2 separate regions of the Mus musculus genome follow, and region 2 is linked to region 1. A link is a loop called in an ENCODE intact Hi-C map of the cell type or tissue named here. Cell type or tissue: left cerebral cortex. All regions are shown on one strand. Links, peaks and the distances in the headings refer to the core of each region. The heading gives the core; the rest is flanking DNA.

What was found. A loop is a pair of places that touch in the nucleus more often than their neighbours do. Peaks named below come from ENCODE experiments on the same cell type or tissue, not always from the same donor. Only the 100,000 strongest peaks of a DNase experiment are listed, where the experiment ranks them.
Region 2: a loop joins it to region 1, with 2.6 times the contacts of the local background. A loop is called at or near these places in 9 of 42 quality-filtered maps.

Annotation. Positions count from the first base shown.
Region 1 is chr2:26,908,269-26,913,099 of GRCm38, reverse strand. Med22 (mediator complex subunit 22) reads left to right here and starts at 2,458. Exons shown (of 4, transcript NM_001033908.1): 1 at 2,458-2,807; 2 at 4,027-4,107; 3 at 4,799-4,831. The coding sequence starts at 2,685. It overlaps Rpl7a (ribosomal protein L7A), which reads right to left and starts at 2,293. Exons shown (of 8, transcript NM_013721.3): 1 at 2,270-2,293; 2 at 1,974-2,094; 3 at 1,529-1,678; 4 at 941-1,081; 5 at 655-734; 6 at 299-429; 7 at 43-112. The coding sequence starts at 2,272. It overlaps Gm23969 (a small nucleolar RNA gene), which reads right to left and starts at 1,839; the gene lies at 1,766-1,839. It overlaps LOC115489587 (a small nucleolar RNA gene), which reads right to left and starts at 882; the gene lies at 809-882. It also overlaps LOC115489586 and LOC115489588. In left cerebral cortex, for the core only: a CTCF peak has its summit at 3,549 (motif pointing left); DNase peaks (open chromatin) are centred at 2,389, 2,872, 3,316 and 3,461; H3K4me3 peaks cover 1,122 bases; H3K27ac peaks cover 950 bases.
Region 2 is chr2:27,007,305-27,012,135 of GRCm38, reverse strand. Adamts13 (a disintegrin-like and metallopeptidase (reprolysin type) with thrombospondin type 1 motif, 13) reads right to left here. Exons shown (of 29, transcript NM_001001322.2): 28 at 3,419-3,603; 29 at 2,511-2,880. The coding sequence ends at 2,689. It overlaps Cacfd1 (calcium channel flower domain containing 1), which reads right to left and starts at 2,210. Exons shown (of 6, transcript NM_029862.4): 1 at 2,031-2,210. The coding sequence starts at 2,148. In left cerebral cortex, for the core only: a CTCF peak has its summit at 2,557; DNase peaks (open chromatin) are centred at 1,631 and 2,213; H3K4me3 peaks cover 1,279 bases; H3K27ac peaks cover 1,429 bases.

The DNA.
Region 1 (4,831 bases), core at 2,332-4,831:
TTATGTATCAATCAAAATTAAGCCTGTGGCCTATATACTCACCTCGTCATATCTGTCATTATAATTGGTCCTAATAGCTTCCACCAGCTTAGCCAGAGCACCCTTGTCTTCCCTGGAAAGGCAATGAGGAAGGTCTCGTTACTGTTTAAGAAGCAGGAGTAATAAACCCTTCCCTCCCTGCCTTTTTGCCTCAGACAACAGTGTGACCACATAGTTGATTCAGGTGAAGAAATTCCTAAGCATCACTGGCAAATGGTCCAAAGCTGTGAGGGTAAGGTGTGGGCGCATAAATACTCACGAGTTAACCTGTGTGAAGGCAACGGTGGTGCATGTCTTCCTGTGGACCAGGTGCCCCAGCCTGGCCTTTCCCTTGATGATGCAGTAGGGCACCCCCATCTTTCGACACAGAGCAGGTAGGAAAACCACCAGCTAGAAGCAAACATGAGCTGTAGGTTGTTTTGGCAGAAGCAACAGCTAGCTGCACAGATACTTTGTGGCAATTGCTCAGGGTTAAAAAGCTCAGTAATTGCACTTCAAGGTCACTTCAGTCAAAGATTGACATCATTGCAAGAGCCACACCAATCTTTTCCCCAGCTCTTCAAACCCAGCAAGAGATCCCAACCTTCCAGAAGCCACACAGAACCTCACACCTACCTCAATGGGGTCTACGTCATGGGCAATCACCACCAGCTGAGCCTTCTTGTTCTCCACCAAGGTGGTGACTGTATTGACTCCTGGAACATACAACACAACCACTTTGCCTGTGTGCTCCGGCTGCTGCAGTCACAAAAATGCAGCTCCACTAAGCTGCGACTCAGGGTTAAAAAGCTCGATTTACTCTTCACAATATTTTCAGGTGAAGAAATTCACACATCACTGCACAGCCTGCCTTACCATCCTCCCTTTGGGGGGTGGGGGGGACGGGCAGGGAAGCACTGACCTGCTCGGAGGACAGGTGGTCTCTTAGTTGGGACGTCGCCTTTGCCAGCAGCTTTCTTCTCAGCACGGGCCAGTAGCCTTTGCTTCTTCTCTTGCTTTGTCTCTGGCCTGTACTTGTGGGCAAGCTTAAGCAGCTGAGTAGCTGGAAAACACATTCAATTGGACTCTAAGCCTGAATCCCTTTAAAGGCGCTGGGGCTATTACTTGGCCAGCAATCTCACGCCCAGGCCCAATTCTAACCTGTCACTTAACCTGGCATTGAAAAGTTGTGTCTGACCTCCTAGCCCTGAATGGCTGTGGCTCATGCCATTAATACCAGCACTCATGAAACAGGCAGCAATGCTGAGCTCCACAACTAGAGACCCTGATCCCCCAACAAAACCACCCTATTGTGGTACACTGATGAGACGGCAGGAGGTCAACACGGGGATCCTTCCTCAACTGCTTCCTCACCAAATCCCGCCCATTCCAGGTGGAGGGACTGGGGACCCCCTTCCACCTCTCTCTTCATAGCTGTATTAGTGTGGCCATGCACTGCAGTAAGGGCAAACTCGGGGCCAGTTTCTGGCTCTGGGGCCCGGAACCTCACCTGTCTGCCTGTCCAGGGCCTGGGTGAACTGGTTAATGGCAGGAGGGACTTTGAGCCGCTTGTAGAGGATAGCTCTTTGCCGCTGCAGTCTGATGTAGCGGGGCCATTTGACGAAGCGCGTTAAATCTCTTTTGGGCTGGATGTCCTGTCCTGGGAAGTTAAGAGGGACACTGTGACCGAGGCCTCTCCTCGGGCCGGCCTGCAGCCGAGGCAGTACCCAGGGCAGGAGGGCGTCGGTGCATCAGCGATCTTGGTGGTTCTAGTGTCATCACCACTCATCTGATAGCAAATATTCTGTCACATCATCTGCACACGACCACCATTCCCCTTCTCACACCAGCCGAGCATGCGCAGTGGCGGCTGCTCGGGACGGTGCCCGGCTCTCATTCAGTCCATTGCCCGTCAAGGCGCCTTGCCCTTGTGACACGCCGACGCCACTCCTTACCAATGCCGAAGTTCTTGGGCCTCTTCTCGAACAGAGGGTTGACCACCTTCTTGGCCTCCTGCTTCTTGACGACGGCGGGGGCCGGGGCCACCTTCTTCCCCTTGGCCTTCTTCCCTTTGGGCTGTACGGAAGAGAGAAACCCGTGCCATCGGGCAGCGGAGTCATTGCCTGTGAGTCGGTCGCTGTGGCTCCCTTTCCGCGAGGGACCCCGAGGAGACAGGGACGGCGGAGAACGCCGCTGACGGGCGACGGGCGGCGGATGGAGGCGGATAGCGCGGGGGCCCAGAGACACTCACCATCTTGCTCGGCTGCTGGAGAAAGAAAGAAGAGGGAATTGTGGGGGATAAGTAAGTGGCCGCAGATATCGCGAGAGCAGGCGCCCTCGCGGGATTTCGGATTTAAAGCGACAAGGACCCACTTCGGACTCTGACAGAGGGGCGGAGCCTGAGCGGGGGCGTGTCGGGCCGCGGCTGCGCGTTCGTCCAGGCGGGCGGGCCCTGGCACCGGACCGCAGGCTCCGAGAGGCGGCGGGAGGCGCCAGGAGTGAACGGAAGCCGCGGGAAGGAGCGTGCGGGTGCTTTGTTCCCTCGCCGTAAGGGCCTGCTGCCGGGCGTGTGTTCGTGGACGGAGCTGTTGTATCGGAAATCCCGGTCCCCAGCCCTCAGTACTCGGTTCGGGCCGGACCAGACTGGTTCTCGTCCAGGGCCCGCCATGGCCCAGCAGAGAGCCCTTCCCCAGAGCAAGGAGACGCTGCTGCAGTCATACAACAAGCGGCTCAAAGACGACATCAAGTCCATCATGGACAACTTCACCGAGATCATCAAGACCGCCAAGGTGTGTGGTAGCTGTTCCGAAGCCATTGGAGAAGGCTGGGACTGGTTTTCCCTGGGGCCTGGGTACAGGGGTGAGGAAAGCAGAGGGAATGTGACTCACCTGACCGGTGCGGGTAGGAGTGAAGAGGCGTTAAAAGTAATGGGACAGCAGATAAATAGAAGAGCCAAATAGTGACAAGCACAGAGCAGAGAGGAGAACTCTGGCCCGTTTGCCAGGGCTCTACGTTAGTTACTGAGCACTAGCCACCTGGGCTGAGGTTTACCCTTGCCATAGATTCTTGTGATGACTGGTGAGTTTAACCCTTAAACACCACAACCCTCATGTTGTGGTGACCTCCAGCCATAAAATTATTTTTGTTGCAACTACAGAACTGTTGTTACCCTTTGAGTCGTAAATGCCAGTGTTTTCCGATGGTCTTAGGCAGCCCCTGTGAAAGGCAATCCACAGGTTGAGAAATGCTGTTCTATTTAAATAATTTCTGAGAAGCCTCAAGCCCACTGAGGTCTGTGTTAGGCTCCAGCTGGTCCACCTGTAAGCTTAAACTCAGAGATCAGAAAGTTTGTCTTTTTAATCCTTTATTGAACATCTTTTCTTTCTTTTTAAGATTTATTTATTTAAGGACTGGAGAAATGGCTCAGTTAAGAGTACTGACTGCCCTTCTAGAGGTCCTGAGCTCAATTCCCAACAACCACATGGTGGCTCACAACCATCTGTAATGAGATCTGATGCCCTCTTCTGGTGTGTCTGAAGACAGCAACAGTGAACTCATATACATTAAATAAGTCAATGTCTTTTTAAAAGATTGATTTATTTAATGTATATGAGGACTCTATTTGCATCTATACCTGCAAGACAGAAGAGAACATCAGACAGAAGAGGGAGGGCATCAGATCCTATGGCAGCTGGTTGTGACCCACCTTGTGGTTGCTGGGAATCGAACTGAATGTACCATCTCTCTAGCCCTTTATTTCTTATAAACTGTCACAAAGACTGGGCAGTGTCCTTTTGACATGAAGTAACCTATCGTCACCCAGAGAACAAGAAGGGGTTGGAGACATTGCCAGTTGTCTAGACAGGAAGTAGGCTCTGGATCTGCGGGAAGGCCTGACAGGCTATGGTAAAGACATGAAGGCGGGTGGCGGCGGCGGCGGCGGCGGTGGCAGCTAAGCCAGGTGGCTGCTCCCTGTGTTGATTCTAGGCTTTTCTTATTTGCCCTCAGATTGAGGATGAGACGCAGGTGTCTCGGGCTACTCAGGGCGAACAGGACAATTATGAGATGCACGTTCGAGCAGCCAACATCGTGAGTGTGGGATGGAAGACACCATGGAGGGGTTGTAGGTAGAGTCCAGAGTAGCAGAGGAAAACAAGGGAGCAATGGGGTGGGCAGAGCCTGTCTTGGGGATTGCCCTCATAGGCACTGGGAGGAGGGCCTTGTCCGTTCTGTGGTGGTGATGAGAGGGAGGGCAGCTGTTCCTGTTGACATGAAGGTTTCCCAAGGCTGCTTGCGAATGGAAAAGGAAATGGTGGAATGAGTCCTGTGTGAAATGTGAGCCTCTTGATCTTGCAGAGAAAGCCCAGTAGGCAGTGTCTGTGCAGTGGGTATCGGCAGCGGTGTGGGGCACAGATGCCTGCGACTGCCCAACCTGCAGTTGTGCCGTATCTGGGAAAGGAGGAGTCAGGAGGAAAGTCGGCATGGTTTTCTGTTGGCTCTGAGTGGAATACGCAGGATGTGTACATGGTGTGAGTGGTGTGGTTGGGAAAGGAAAACTCCTTTAAGTGAGCAAACTTAGCCCACTTGGTCACGGAGGGTACTGATTTTGCCTCCCTGGCTGTGCCTCTGTCCTCACAGATACCTCTGTACAGGGCAGTGTTTTTCTTTGCAGAACGTAAACCAGACTTCCAGGATGCACTGCTGGCTCAGCAGCACGTACACAGAGCAGGGCCACTGTGTCTGCCTCCTTTTATATTTTACCCTGATTACGATGGTGCAGGTTCGAGCTGGTGAGTCACTGATGAAGCTGGTA
Region 2 (4,831 bases), core at 1,522-4,021, 100 kb before region 1:
ATTCATTTTTCTCTCCTACACATGAGCAGGTTGTGCCCCAATACCTGAATAGCAGGACACCAAGAGGGGACAGTGTGTGTGCTCTTCTCCAGTGTGGAAGCCCAGCGAGGCCCCTCCCCTCTGACTGCACCTTCAGGTTACAGTCTGCCCCAGCCACCCAGGCTTCACCAAGAAGTCCCTCACCAGGAACTCTGGGAGCCTCTGAGGACATTGCTGAGAGCTGCCCATTCTGGCAGGACACAAGCTAAGGGAGGGCAGAGTGTTGGCCCTCTGAGGCTGCAATTAGCACCAACTTATTAAACTTGCAGCAGGCCTGGGTCACCGGATCCCTCCACTGGGCCTGGAATTCCACCATTTTCCACTTTCCTGTGTTACATTATCCAAATGGGAACTGATGCAGGAGAATGGACCAAATGAGTGGCACAGCTTCTATGTCACAAAGTCTCCTCTAATAAAGAACTCAACGCAGCACTCATTCACGCAGCAAAGCTTCCAGGGCCACAGAAGTGAAAGACTGTCGGCCCCCTGCCTGTGTGGAGCTAGGCCTGGTCTCACCTGAAAGGCCTGCACTCCTGTCCTCAGCATTCCATCTACAGAGCTACTCCACCATGCTGTCCTACAGAGCCACCTTTGGGAGGACCAGGTCGCAACTCAGACGAACAGGAGTCCTTTGACAACCAAGGACTCAAATACATCCACTCACTTGGGGTGCTAATAATGCTCATGTCTTCCATATAAAGGAGATGTCCCTATAATCCTTTCTTCCTCTGTCTACAGAGGTCTTTGGGACCAGAATAAATCCCTCCAATAAATAATAAGCCCCTTAGAATATCCTCCATTCCAAGAGAGGATAGCCCTATGTCAAAGTGACCGGCTAAGCCATAGCTCCTGCCAAACCCCTATTGAGTTTTTAAAGCAAATACACGATATCCTTCCCTCCTATGATATGCCAGTATTCAAAACCTTGATGTCCACCCCCCTGATCCCAATGATCAGGTTCAGGGAACAATTTAAGCTACGGCCACAGGTCTCCAGTAAGGTTTCACTGATAGCTTGGCTCGGCAGGAGGATTAGGGAGGCCTTCGGGAGTAGCACAGGTACCCACAGGAAGTATGGGACTGGGTGGGATTTCCAAAGTCAATCTAATCTAGAAATCACCTGGTCACTGACTGAATCACCATGACGGAGGGAGGATAGCCGCCTACAGGTCATGGTCAGGCCCTTCCTTGTCCCTCACCCCTTAATACCACCTTGAACTAGCTAACTGCACTGAAGAGGATTTGATCAACCTCAGCAGACTTCTTCCAGAGCTGCCTTACCAGGGCAGCACATACCTAACTCTACCCTATCCATCTGACTAGCAAGATCGTCTGGACAGATGGGGCTCCAAGGTATTCCTCCAGACAGGAAAACGGATGAGTCTTCCCCTACCCACACAGTTCCTGCTCTGGTACCAGGTAGGCAATGGATCCTCGGGCCTTCCCAGCACTCACCTGGACTTCTAGGAATTCACAATGAAAGGGACACCCAGGATTTAGCAAACACACTGTTTGGAAGGCCAGCAACATAGCTGCACTGAAGAGGCGGACCTGCCTTCCTCTTTACAAGAGCAGAGAAAGCTTGCTGGTGTGGAGGATACTAGGCCGACGAGAAGCATTAGGAGAGTGTGGACAGTAGGAACCCGAGGAGAACTCCGATCACTGCCCAGCCACCCTGAGGGGCCACTCTTCTCCTGGCACCATCTGACCCCCAAGCAAACTTCCCAGCCTGTGGAGAGCTGCCCCCCATTTATGAACAAGTTTTGTCCAAAGGCTGGGAACTTGGCAGTCCCACCCCAGCCCAGGTAAGCATCACCAGGCCGAGGCAGGGCCGGGAAGGGGCAGACGCGCGTCCTCTGTGAGTCTCATTTCCTCTGATCAGGGCCGCAACAACTGGGCAGTAAGCCATCGAGTTCCGGCGGTGGACTGCAGGCCTGAGGCCGGGAGCCATGGCAACCCCGGGGACGCCCGCTCCCTGGACCCGATACTCACACACCGCTCCTAGCACTCCCGCCAGGCGGCACAGCCAGCGGTACCACCAAGTCATGCCCTCTTCCTGTGCCGGCGGGGCTGGGCCCGCGGCCGCTCCGGCGGCGCCCGAGCCGCTCATGCTAAACGCTGCGCGCAGCCCCAGGCGCGCACAAAGAGACGTGTCCACCCGCGCGCGGCCTTGTGGGAGAGGTGGTGATTAGCATAGGGGCGGGCCCGCAGGCCATAGCCGGGGGGCGGGGGGAGGGCGGGAGGAAATGGAGTATAGCATAAGGGGCGTGTTTACAGACTGTCAGACGCCCTTTGCCACCCAGCAGGTGCGCTGGATCCGGTCTGGCCTTTCCTCTTTGCAAGATTGGAAGACGTCATCCAGAAGTGGCAAAGGCCTTGTTCAGACCTCCAAGGAACTCCGCCTTGCAGTAGAATGAGCTTTCGAGCTAGGCTTGTAATGGGCGGCAGGTTATGGGAGGAAAACTCCAGTCTGGTATCCTGTATCCTTTATTAACCACTGGGGGCTGGGACTGTTTTTCTGATCTCCACCTCCCAGTCCCAGCCCTTCTGCACCTGGAAAAGGTCACTAAAAGAGGTTCCCTAAGGCTAGCAGGCATTAGAACTTCTAAAGAGGCTAAAGTTGCATACTCCCCGGCTGTTGGAGAGAAACCTAGGACAGAGCCAGGCTGTCGTCCTGTTCCGATGTCCTAGGTGAGATGGTCCAATACTCGCCCTGGAGACTGGCATGTGCCTCCAGGAAGCCAGGGCTAAACTCCAGTTCAGCCTCGCTGCCTTCGGACTCCCAGTAGAGCACCTGCTGCCCCCAAAATGTTGTGGTCCTCAGACTGTGGATGTCCCTGATCTGTGGAGAAGCAAGTAGCCAGAACAGGCCATGAGTGATCATTATTTATAAACTCCTGGCTACTCAGAGTCATTTTTGTTTCTTAAAGGAGCCCACATGAGGGACACTCGGTTCTACCCAAGAAACTCCCCAGAACACACAACCAGGTACAAGAGCTAGGATCCTGCTCAAGACTAAGTCTGAGGTGCTCTGGTGCCTTGTAGAGCATACTGAATCGCAACCCTACCTATGCTCTTCTGAAAACAAACAAAACACCAGACACAAACACGATGCTTCCACGCTGGGTCAACAGGCAATGGACTCCCAGGGAAGGCCTTCTCTCTTCCTTCTTGTGGGTAGAGCCACAAGCATTCCCTGGTGAGTGAGTGAGTGGCAGAAACCCTCCTTCCCATTCTTTCCAATAATTTTGAAGTTTTGGATGAAAAATAAGCTAAAAGTGTTCCCTAATGCCAACACTCCCTCCCTCCTTCCTAGAGACAGCTCTCCAGAATCGTATCAAAAGATTACCCCCTTTTTGTCCCCATCCTCGTGGCCTCACCGAGACATAGTTGGCATTGGTCCCCTCAGAAGCAGTGCCCATATCACTGGCCAGGGCGCGGATGGCAATGCGGGCCTGTGGAGCCACACTGATGAAGACCCTGCAGGTCCCTGCCTTCCTCCCGTCTGGGCTCAGTGAGGGACTCACAATTTCACCCCGAGGTCCAAAGAGCTGCCTGTCACATTCTGCAGGCAAGAACAATGATAGGCTGGGTGAGGGCCACCTCAGGGAGACTACTGACACCAGGGGGTTCCCTGACTGCCTCTCCCGTCCCTCTGGTGGGCCTTTACTCTGTCCACTTCTAATAGACTAGCTTCAGGCAGTGATCTGAAAGGGGCAGGCAGTGGTGGCTCAGCAGAAGTGTTTTGTACAAGGCAGACAACTTAAGTCTGATTCCTAGGATCCCCATGGCAGGAAAGAACCTCTATCACTGACCCTCAGCCCCGTCCCCACAAACACACACCCTAACTTCGACGAGGGCGGAAAAGCTTTTGGTTCTTGCCACACAAGCCTGATTGCCTGAGTTCAATCCCAAGAACCCGTGTAAAGATAAAAGAAGAAAATTGGCTCCGTGGTGGAGTTGCCCTCTGTCCGCCACACCCACATCGTGCCATGTGCATGCCCACACATGTACATCGTAATTCCTAATATTTAAAGGGACTGAGAGGTGTTGGTGCCCTCTGTGGGGAGAAGGCAACAGTGGCATGCTTTGGGCTGGGCACCTTAAAAGAGAAGTCAATAAACTGGGCTACACAGTACTTAAAACGCTGAACTGGCTAAGAAGTTGAGTTTGACTGTGCTGTCCAGTGACGTCATCAGTGGGAACCCCGCTGCACCTAAGCCTCTCTTTCGAGGCAGATCGTCTGCATGTGAGAAGTGAGAAGGAAGGAGGAGGAAGCCAGTGGGCTCCCGGATGGGACCTTGCTGCCAACACAGCTCATGGCTGGAGGTGGCAGGGGAAAGGGTGATAACATGAAGCCTCTCCTTTGCAGAGGCAACACCCCAGTTGTAGTGTTTTTCACGTGAGACCTGGGCCATGCAAAAATGTCTGGAGTTGTCGAGGTAAGACATCTTCAATCATCTTGTTTTTACATCAAAACCCTGAGGTGATCAAGAGGGCTGATACTGTTTGGATTCTGGGTAAAGCAGTGTACGGCTGGTTTTGTGTCAACTTGACACAGCTGGAGTTATCACAGAGAAAGGAGCTTCAGTTGGGGAAATGCCTCCATGAGATCCCGCTGCAAGGCATTTTCTTAATTAGTGATCAAGGTGGGAGGGCCCCTTGTGGGTGGTGCCATCTCTGGGCTGGTAGTCTTGGGTTCTATAAGAGAGCAGGCTGAGCAAGCCAGGGGAAGCAAGCCAGTAAAGAACATTCCTCCATGGCCTCTGCATCAGCTCCTGCTTTCTGACCTG